2 separate regions of the Mus musculus genome follow, and region 2 is linked to region 1. A link is a contact called in ENCODE Hi-C or POLR2A ChIA-PET data. All regions are on one chromosome and are shown on one strand. Each heading gives the region's core, a stretch centred on a gene start or an enhancer-like site at or near the end of the contact. The rest is flanking DNA. Distances are from core to core; before and after follow the strand shown.

Region 1 (4,062 bases), core at 858-3,357:
CTGGACCAGTCGGGTGGGGTCACTTGGGATCAAAAGAGGTAAGAGAAGCAAGGAGATAAAAAGCAGCTTGACAGAAGGACAAGCAACAGGAAGTTCCTCATTTTGCCTGACTAAAGCAATTAAAACATTTTTTTTCCTGATTTTCTGAGATAGGGTCATGAAATCCGGGGTGACTTCAAACTTGATGTGCATCAGAGGATGACCTTGAACTAGTGGTCCCCCTGCCTCTACCTCTCCAGTGCTGAGATTGCAAACAAGCACCACTACAATCAGTCAGGCTATCACAATCCAGTGTTTGTAAGGTCAAGTTTTAAATTAATTTCAAAAGGTAAATGACCGACGTGTCCAGGACTTAAATCACAGGGACTGACACCAGTGGTTTGTCAGTTTCATACAACAGAAAGAACACCAAACCAAGAGCCAGAAGGCCCACCCATGTGACCTTGAGAAACCATCTATGCCTCTCAGGAGTCTCAACTTTCCTCACCTAGAAGTGGAGAGGTAGTAACCCAAACAAGATAAGACTATGTCAAAATGCTTTGTGAGTGTGGGCAAATGCAAAGCAAAACCCCAGTATGGCCTGGTCCTCTCTGGTGAGCTTAGGCAAGAGCTGCCAGATGTGAGCACCAGCCCTTGCAGTTTGTCTTACACTCAGATCTGGATGGAGTCATCACCTTCATACAAACAAAAGCGTTTGTGCACATGAGGTCCTGAGGCAGGAGGAGAGAATCTAGCCTCACCTGATGAGCAGAAGCTATTTATAACGTAACAGGGACAACCATAAGCACAGCAGCCCCAGAACACACCCAAGGAAAGAAACAACAGCATTTTAGAAAGGGAAATGAGATCCCTGATACAAGCAATCCACAAACAGCCAAGTCCTTCCCAGATACCCTAATTAAGCTGAGCTCTTGGAAATCTGAAGATCTCAGACTGAAAGCACACATCAATGGACCTAAAACCCCACAATAGGTGGCAGTCCTGCTGCTCTTCCAGGCCAAATACCCAGGCCAAGTCTGCTTTCCACACCAGGCCCCAGGGACTCTTGTGGCCTGGGCAATTCGATGAAGCCCGGTCCTGCTATTGTGATTCCCAACAATCAACCAGGAGAAGGACCTGAGTGGCCACATTCTAACCCTCATCACAGCCCTACTTTGCCCAGCCTTCATTCCCTTAATTTTTTTTTAAACCAGGCTTTGATTTAAAAACAACTGGGAGACACTACCGACCCTCATCTCAAATTGCCTCCTCCATCCACACCTCCCAGGGATGCATTTCCAGTAAAGCACCACCGTGGACCTGCTCACTGTCCACTCGTAGAGAGGAGGAATCGTCTTCCTCCAGGACGGACCAAAGACATACAAAGGCCATCTGCTATACTGATCAGGGCCTCTCAAACTTTGGTGGTGAACTCTGCACCCACGAGGGTGCAGTGGAGTGTTTCTTAAAATACACGCTCTGTCTCAAGATCCGCAGACTAGGTGAGGTCCAGGAACCCGCATTTGAAGGCAAGCAGTATCCTCAGGATTTGGATGCAGGCGGCCCCACTGGAGCCCCCTCTAAGTGGCGGCTTCCTTGCAAAGTTCTGTTGACTTGTCCTTTCCAGATCACCCCCTGACTTTCTCTCTGGGCTAGAGGCCTAGTCCAGCAGGCCCCTAGTCATGCCCGGGCCCGCATAAACACCACACCACTGGACCGCTTCACCCTGACCTCTGACCCGGCCCGGGCCGGCCCGCCCCCACAAGGCCCCGCCTTTACAGAAACCCCGCCCCCAGACACGCGCGAGCCCCCCCCCCTCACCGAGGCGCGTCTCGCGCGGGGGGTTCTCCATCAGCTTCTTCAGGACCAGAGGGAAGGAGCCCGACAGGCCCCGTTCTCCAGCTGCACGCCCCGGGCCCGGCCCCGCCTGAGGCTCCACAGGCGGCTTCTTCCCGCCGCCCGCGTCGGACATCGTGCCCTGCGCCCCACTCGTGCGCCTCGCCTCCCCCGCCCGCACCCCGAGACGGGCCGGAGCGGCTCGACCCGCCGCAGCTGCTGACACGGGCAGCACTGCGCAGACGCGCTACTGCACCCCCACCTCTCTCCATCCGCACCCCTCCCGCGGACTGGTTCCGTCTCATTCATTATTCATAAGGCCAGGCCAGCGGTCCCATAGCGTGGCTTCCGATTGGTGCGCGCTGCGTAAGGGCGGGCACAGCTCTTCAGGCTAGGATTGGCTGTGAGAACCAAACGATGTAGACACGTGCTGGGCCAGGTGAGGAGTATCGCTCCGCCTGCCCGGGAGCGTCGGGCCCTTCTGCGGAGCCCCCCTGTTCTTTTTTGGTCAGTCGCGTCCCTTTCGCCACCACTTTCGTGACTACAGGTTTCCTCCCACCTCATCGCAGCCTCCTTTTTCTCCTTCCCTCGGAGAAGCCACCTCAGAGGAAGGCGGAGCGGGGCGCGACGGCCCAGCCCCGAGGGTCACGTGGAGCGGCAGCAGATGCGGAGCCTCGCGGGGCGGGGCAGTGAGGGAAAGGCTCGCGGCAGCCAATGGGGCAAGAGGGCGGGGCCGGCGCGATTGCACGAGGCTCTGCACGTGCGGCTGCGGCGCGGAGGGGCGGAGAGGGGCGGAGAGGGGCGGGGCTGGCTCTGGCCTAGGCCTAGCCAGGACTGGCCTGTTGTGTTGTTTGGCGGACTCTGCCCGGGGGTAAGGGGACTGGGACGTGGGTAGCCAGCCAGCGCTCCTCCCACGCTCCGCGCGAGGTTAGCGGAGGGCAGGCGGGTCCCAAGCTCCGCTGCTTCAGCGGGTGTCAGGTTGCCCACTGATTTAGGGATTGGGAGCGGGCGTGGTTGCAGAATAAACACTAGTACGGAGAGCGCATTCTTGAAACCTATCCACGAACCAGGGTCCGGACAGACTTCCGTACTACTAGCTGCTCGCTTGTGACCTTGGGAATTATCCAGTTGCTCCACGGGAGCCCATTTCCTCAGTCTTAAAAATTCAACATTGAACTAGAGTCAAAAGCAAAACAAAACATAGTTTCTGGGTTCCTTAGGAAACCTGTGAGCCGTGAAGGGGTGTGCAAACCTTCAAGATGGCTCGCAGAACTTTGTACCTCTTTGCAGTACAAGTCATACTCGGCTTCAAGCCCAGACAATACTAGACGCTCAGGGATTAAGCTCCCAGAGGGGCAGGGACTTGGCTTGTTTATACTCTGTCCCTCCGTCCCTCCCATGGCTCCCTGCCTCGGAAGGAGGAGCTGAGTCTGGCGGAAAGGCAGCCTGTGGTTCATGCGGTAGTTACAGAACACCACAATAGACAGCTAGAAGCGCATGGATTGTGTTAGGACCTGAGGAAAAAGAAATTTAGCTGAGTAAGCCCAAAGGAAGCGGCTAAAGGACGTTGGGTAGCCTTAGGAATAGAGTGATGGACTGTGAATCTAAAATACAAGATTTTGTGATGTTGATCGTTTTCTGAACCTGAATCCTCTAGCCCATTGTTCCATTTCTCCAGTCTGTTCTCCTTTTTGTCAAATGGGGAGAAAGCAGGATGTAGCCTACGGTGTTCCCATGCAAATATCTTTCCTAATTTAATCAAAATTGATGGATATAAATCCAGTGTGGAGAAAGGAAACTGCACAGGAAACCCAGGCGTTGCAGACCTGTCAGGAGGAATCTTATGTATCTAGGATCTCTTTAGGAGAAACTGGCCTAGAGGTTTTTAGCAGTAAATCTGAAAGAGTGACTCCAAGAAAATGAAGCAACATATGAAACTCTAGAAAAGAAAAGCTGGATGAGCAAGATGGCTCATGGGGTAAAGGTGATTGCTGCCAAGTCTGACAACCAGAGTTCAATCTCTGCATACCATGTGATGGCAGGAGGGACTAAATCAAAAATTGTCTTCAGACCTCCATGAACACAATAATTCCTCTTGCACACACAAATGTAACATAATATTTTTTTAAAAGAAGTAGAAATCTCCATGTGATTTGGTTCTAGAGGAACTGTCTAGACTAGACTGAAATGTACATTTTCATGGCTAACTCTTATACTGTTGAGAAGGAGAACAATTCCTAGTGTGGC
Region 2 (4,132 bases), core at 356-2,855, 60 kb before region 1:
GGGAAACCATCTGACAGGCATAGTCAATTTTCTAGACGTCTCATAACAGTCAAGGTCAAACTGTTCACTCTTCTCATCTTTCCACCTAGTATCTGGAAAGCAACTATCGGTGACTTCAAAATATTTGATTCTGTATTCTGACAAATACAAACGATCACACCCTGATTCAGAAAGTTCTGTGATATTAGCTGCCATGAACAACAAGAAGAGAGGGTCTGCAGGGTCACTGCTCAGGCTATGATCCTTTAGTGACACCATGAAAGCCACTACTTTGTCTATATCTTCCAGTTTTTCCACCTACCAAGTTGGGGGAAAAATTATCTCACATCTATGTCGTCAGATAAAACATCTGTAACATTAGTAAACAGCCTTGACATCTGCTGCAAAGGTGAGAAAGCACTCTTATCGTGACTATTTATTATGGTGGGGCCCAGAATAGTCCTTCTTGTGTCTATGACCCCGAGTCTCCTCAAAGGGTAGTAGTGGATATAGCTTCTGCAAACTCCATGCCCGGCAACCACGGATAAATGAGGCGACGAGTCTCTGCTACTGGTGGGAAGTGAAGGCTTCAAGCACCCGGCTTTAGAGGAACCCACAACCACCGCGCCCCCCAATCACCTTGTCATCACCTTGAGGAACAGAAAACCACCCTGGGGGAGCATGGATTCCACCCTCAGAAAAAAAGGAGTGCCTCCACCCTGGACCAGGCTGCCGCTGCTTAAACCCAAGCTTGCCGGCGGGCGGGGATGGGAACTGCGAACAGCCTGTGCCAGGGACGCCTTGACCTAGGACAACGCAGGAACCCACAAGGGCGCTGGGCCTGCAACCGCGACAGGTGCACGGAACGTCAGCCGCGAATCGAGCCCGCCTCGCCTGGCCTCGCCTACAGCCGCGGGCAAGGCAGGAGGCTCCCCGCCCCCGTAAACCCACGTCTCTGGGCTCGCTTACCTGCAGCCGGGTGACCAGGAGGCTGTAAGGCGCCATTTTGTGCACTGACAAAGATGAGGTCGCATGAAAGTGACGTGACAAATGGCGCCCTTAAAAAAGCATCGAAGGGGGCGGGGCTTACAGAGAGACGAGTCAACCGCGAGGGTGGGGCCTCCTCCCGCAGCCAAGAGTGCAGATAGCACAGTGGGCGGGGCTTACATGACGGAAACCCGGCGTGGAAAGCAAAGATGCGGGGAAACTGCCAACTCGGCGTTCGGCGCAACCTTGTCACCTTTGCCCTTGGGTGTGGAAGCTGGAGGGGAGGCAGGAGTTCAAGGTCATCCAGGAAAGAGAATATCCCCAAATCAACATACTTGGCGGAAGCATGCAAGAAGCCCTGGCGTCAATCCCCAACACAGAATGCAACATATGTAGAATTTTTACCCAAGAACAAACTTCAGTTTATGAGTTCAAATCTGGAAGTAAAGAGAATTTTATTCAAAAACCTTTGGTGCACCTGCAAGGACCTAGCGAGGAAACTCTCGCGAGATCTAGCCGGTTTTGGTGCCCCCCCCCACCCCCCGAGGCTAAAGGCTGACGGACAGCTTAATGGCCAATCACGGAGGAACGGAAGTAAGCACGCCGTAGGTTAAAGGTCGGGCGGAAGTTCCCTAAGCTTCCGGCCGCCGGCTTGGAAAAAGAGTTATGGCTAAACATCATCCAGATTTGATTTTCTGCCGCAAGCAGGCTGGTGTGGGTGAGTTGGGGACGTGCTCCCTTTTGGTTGAGTGGGATGGGATTAGAAAGTGGGGGACTAGGGACTTCAGCCTCCTCTTTAGGGCTCTGGTTTGCCGTGTCCACGTTTCGCGCCTTACGGTGCCTGGGTATTCTAGCAGCGCTCACCGGCTTGTGGCATCTTAGAAGAGGGCAGCAGCGCGCATCCGGGAGTCTAAGGCTGGCGGGATCCTCTGTGCCAGGTCTGGAGAAGCCGGTCTAGAATACTTTGAATTTTGGGGGGTTCCAGACATTTTTTTTATTTTTGACATGGCCTTTGGTGTAAAGCAAAATTTAGGGTCGTGGGCCGGGAACTCTTGTCTGTAATCCCAGCACCTGGGAGGCAGAAGGCTGGAAGATTGCTGCGAGTTCGAGCCTGGCTAGAGCTTAAAAGCTAACTCAAGCTACACAGTGGGATTCTATCACAAAAAAGTAGGGGGTGGGGGACAGTGGAGAGGGAGGAAAGGAGAATGTGACCACGATCCTGTACGGTTGACTGTAATCATTGCTACCTTCGCCATCCTCTATACTCAGTTTGACGAAAAACTTTGCTTGCTACCTCACAACCTTAATTTTAACGATGTTTTACTATCTTTGACCTTGCAGCTATCGGAAGACTGTGTGAAAAATGTAAGCCGAACACGCCCTCTCAGGCCTTGACACCTTTACTCTTTGAAGAGTCGTCAATTCCAGTGGAACAGCAAAGAAGTCTTTTTTTGGGGGGGGGGGTGTTTTAAGACAGGGTTTCTCTGTATAGCCCTGGCTGTCCAGGAACTCACTCTGTAGACCAGGCTGGAACTCAGAAATCCGCCTGTCTCTTCTTCCCAAGTGCTGGGACTAAAGACGTATGCCAACACTGCCTGGCTAGTAAAGAAGTCTTAAATAGATAAACCAGCCTGCAGAGGATACTAAATACCTGGCTGCCACCAAAGACTGCCCCACCATCCTCCCACTTAAGCATGCAATTTTTAATACTTCATATTTAGGTTTTGAAAAAAAATGTCTACTTTTGGACAGTAAGATTTGTCAAGAGTAGTGGGGACCTTCCCAGCCCAATGACATTTGTCAATTTGTTGACAGTAACTACATAGACTTAAAAGCTCCCAGACACTAATACAAACTCTTTCCATGAACTACTAAACTGAGACGGGTACAGGATAAGGCTTATGCTGTCAAGGTAGAAGAAGGTCCTAAGGTCACTGTCAGAAGGAGACTAGTGATTTCCCGCATAGGGCAGAGGAGAGATCTTAGGGGAGTAATCGCTATTGGCTATAACTCAGTTCTCCTCTCTCTACAGGTGACGGCAAGTGTGTGATCTGTGATTCCTACGTGCGTCCCTGCACCCTGGTCCGCATATGTGATGAGTGTAACTATGGATCTTACCAGGGCCGGTGTGTAATCTGTGGCGGCCCCGGAGTCTCCGATGCCTACTACTGTAAAGAGTGCACCATTCAGGAGAAGGATGTGAGTGTAGGCTGAGCTTCCTACCCGCTCTTCTCTTCCTTTTACTTTGAACCATTTTGCCATCCATGGCCACCTCTTCTGATCTGGGCTGTGGAGATTGCAGTGTTCAGCTAGTTATCTAGGTAATTTCTTCAAGCCTGTGAGCCAAACTGGGTGTGGTCTAATAAAGAGCAGTTACTCTGTATCAGGGCAGAATGGAAGAGAAGCAAGTCTTCATTGGTATCAGCAGTTAGGAGAACTTCTCCATGTACCTTGCTGTCTCCTGCGAATGGGTGTGTGGACAACCTGCTGAAGGCAGTTCTCCCTGTAGACTCTGGTCCTGGCGGTTGAGTGCAAATGTTAGGCTTGTCAAGTGTGTTTACCTGCTGTCTTAGTTAGGTTTCTTCTCAATGATACAACAAGATTAAAAGCAGCTTTAAAGAAAGAAAAGGTTTTCTTCCACACCTCCAGGTAACAGTTTGTCGATGCGGGAGCCACGGAGGATCGATCACTGCTCTTTCCCCTCCAGTTTGCTCAGCCTGCTTTCTTACTGCCTCCAGTTCCACCAGCCCATGAGTAGTGCTACCCACACTGGGCTGGGCTCTCCCATGTCTGCCATTAATCAAGAAAGTGCACCACTGGTCGAACTAGTGGGCCTTTCTCAATTGAGCTTTCATCTTTTAAAATGACCCTAGTTTGTGTCAGGCTGACATAAAGTTAGCCAGGGCAGCTCATTTTTATTCCTTTTTTTGTTTGTTTTGTTTTGTTTTGTTTTGTTGTTGTTTTGGTTTTGGTTTTTTTGAGACAGAGTTTCTCTGTGTAGACCAGGCTGGCCTCGAACTCAGAAATCCGCCTGCCTCTGCCTCCCGAGTGCTGGGATTAAAGGCGTTCATTTTTATTCTTAGCCACATGTAAGATCCTCTGTTTGTGTGCTAATGAGTACGTCGGTGCTGTGTAGAAGACACTCAGTGGCTCTGCCTGTATCTGT

The links. A loop is a pair of places that touch in the nucleus more often than their neighbours do. ChIA-PET counts read pairs that join two places held with the same protein, here RNA polymerase II (POLR2A).
Region 2: POLR2A ChIA-PET joins it to region 1 with 20 read pairs in embryonic stem cell. The contact joins the promoter of Phf5a here to the promoter of Tef in region 1. A Hi-C loop is called at or near these places in 1 of 37 maps with a recorded cell type or tissue (v-Abl transformed pro-B cells). POLR2A ChIA-PET finds 5 or more read pairs at or near these places in 4 of 5 experiments (Patski and embryonic stem cell).

What each region holds. Positions count from the first base shown.
Region 1 is chr15:81,809,459-81,813,520 of GRCm38, reverse strand. It overlaps Tef (thyrotroph embryonic factor), which reads right to left and starts at 2,107. Exons shown (of 4, transcript NM_017376.3): 1 at 1,801-2,107. The coding sequence starts at 1,951.
Region 2 is chr15:81,869,365-81,873,496 of GRCm38, reverse strand. It overlaps Phf5a (PHD finger protein 5A), which reads left to right and starts at 1,605. Exons shown (of 4, transcript NM_026737.3): 1 at 1,605-1,684; 2 at 2,308-2,331; 3 at 2,999-3,165. The coding sequence starts at 1,633. It overlaps Aco2 (aconitase 2, mitochondrial), which reads right to left and starts at 1,034. Exons shown (of 18, transcript NM_080633.2): 1 at 949-1,034. The coding sequence starts at 984.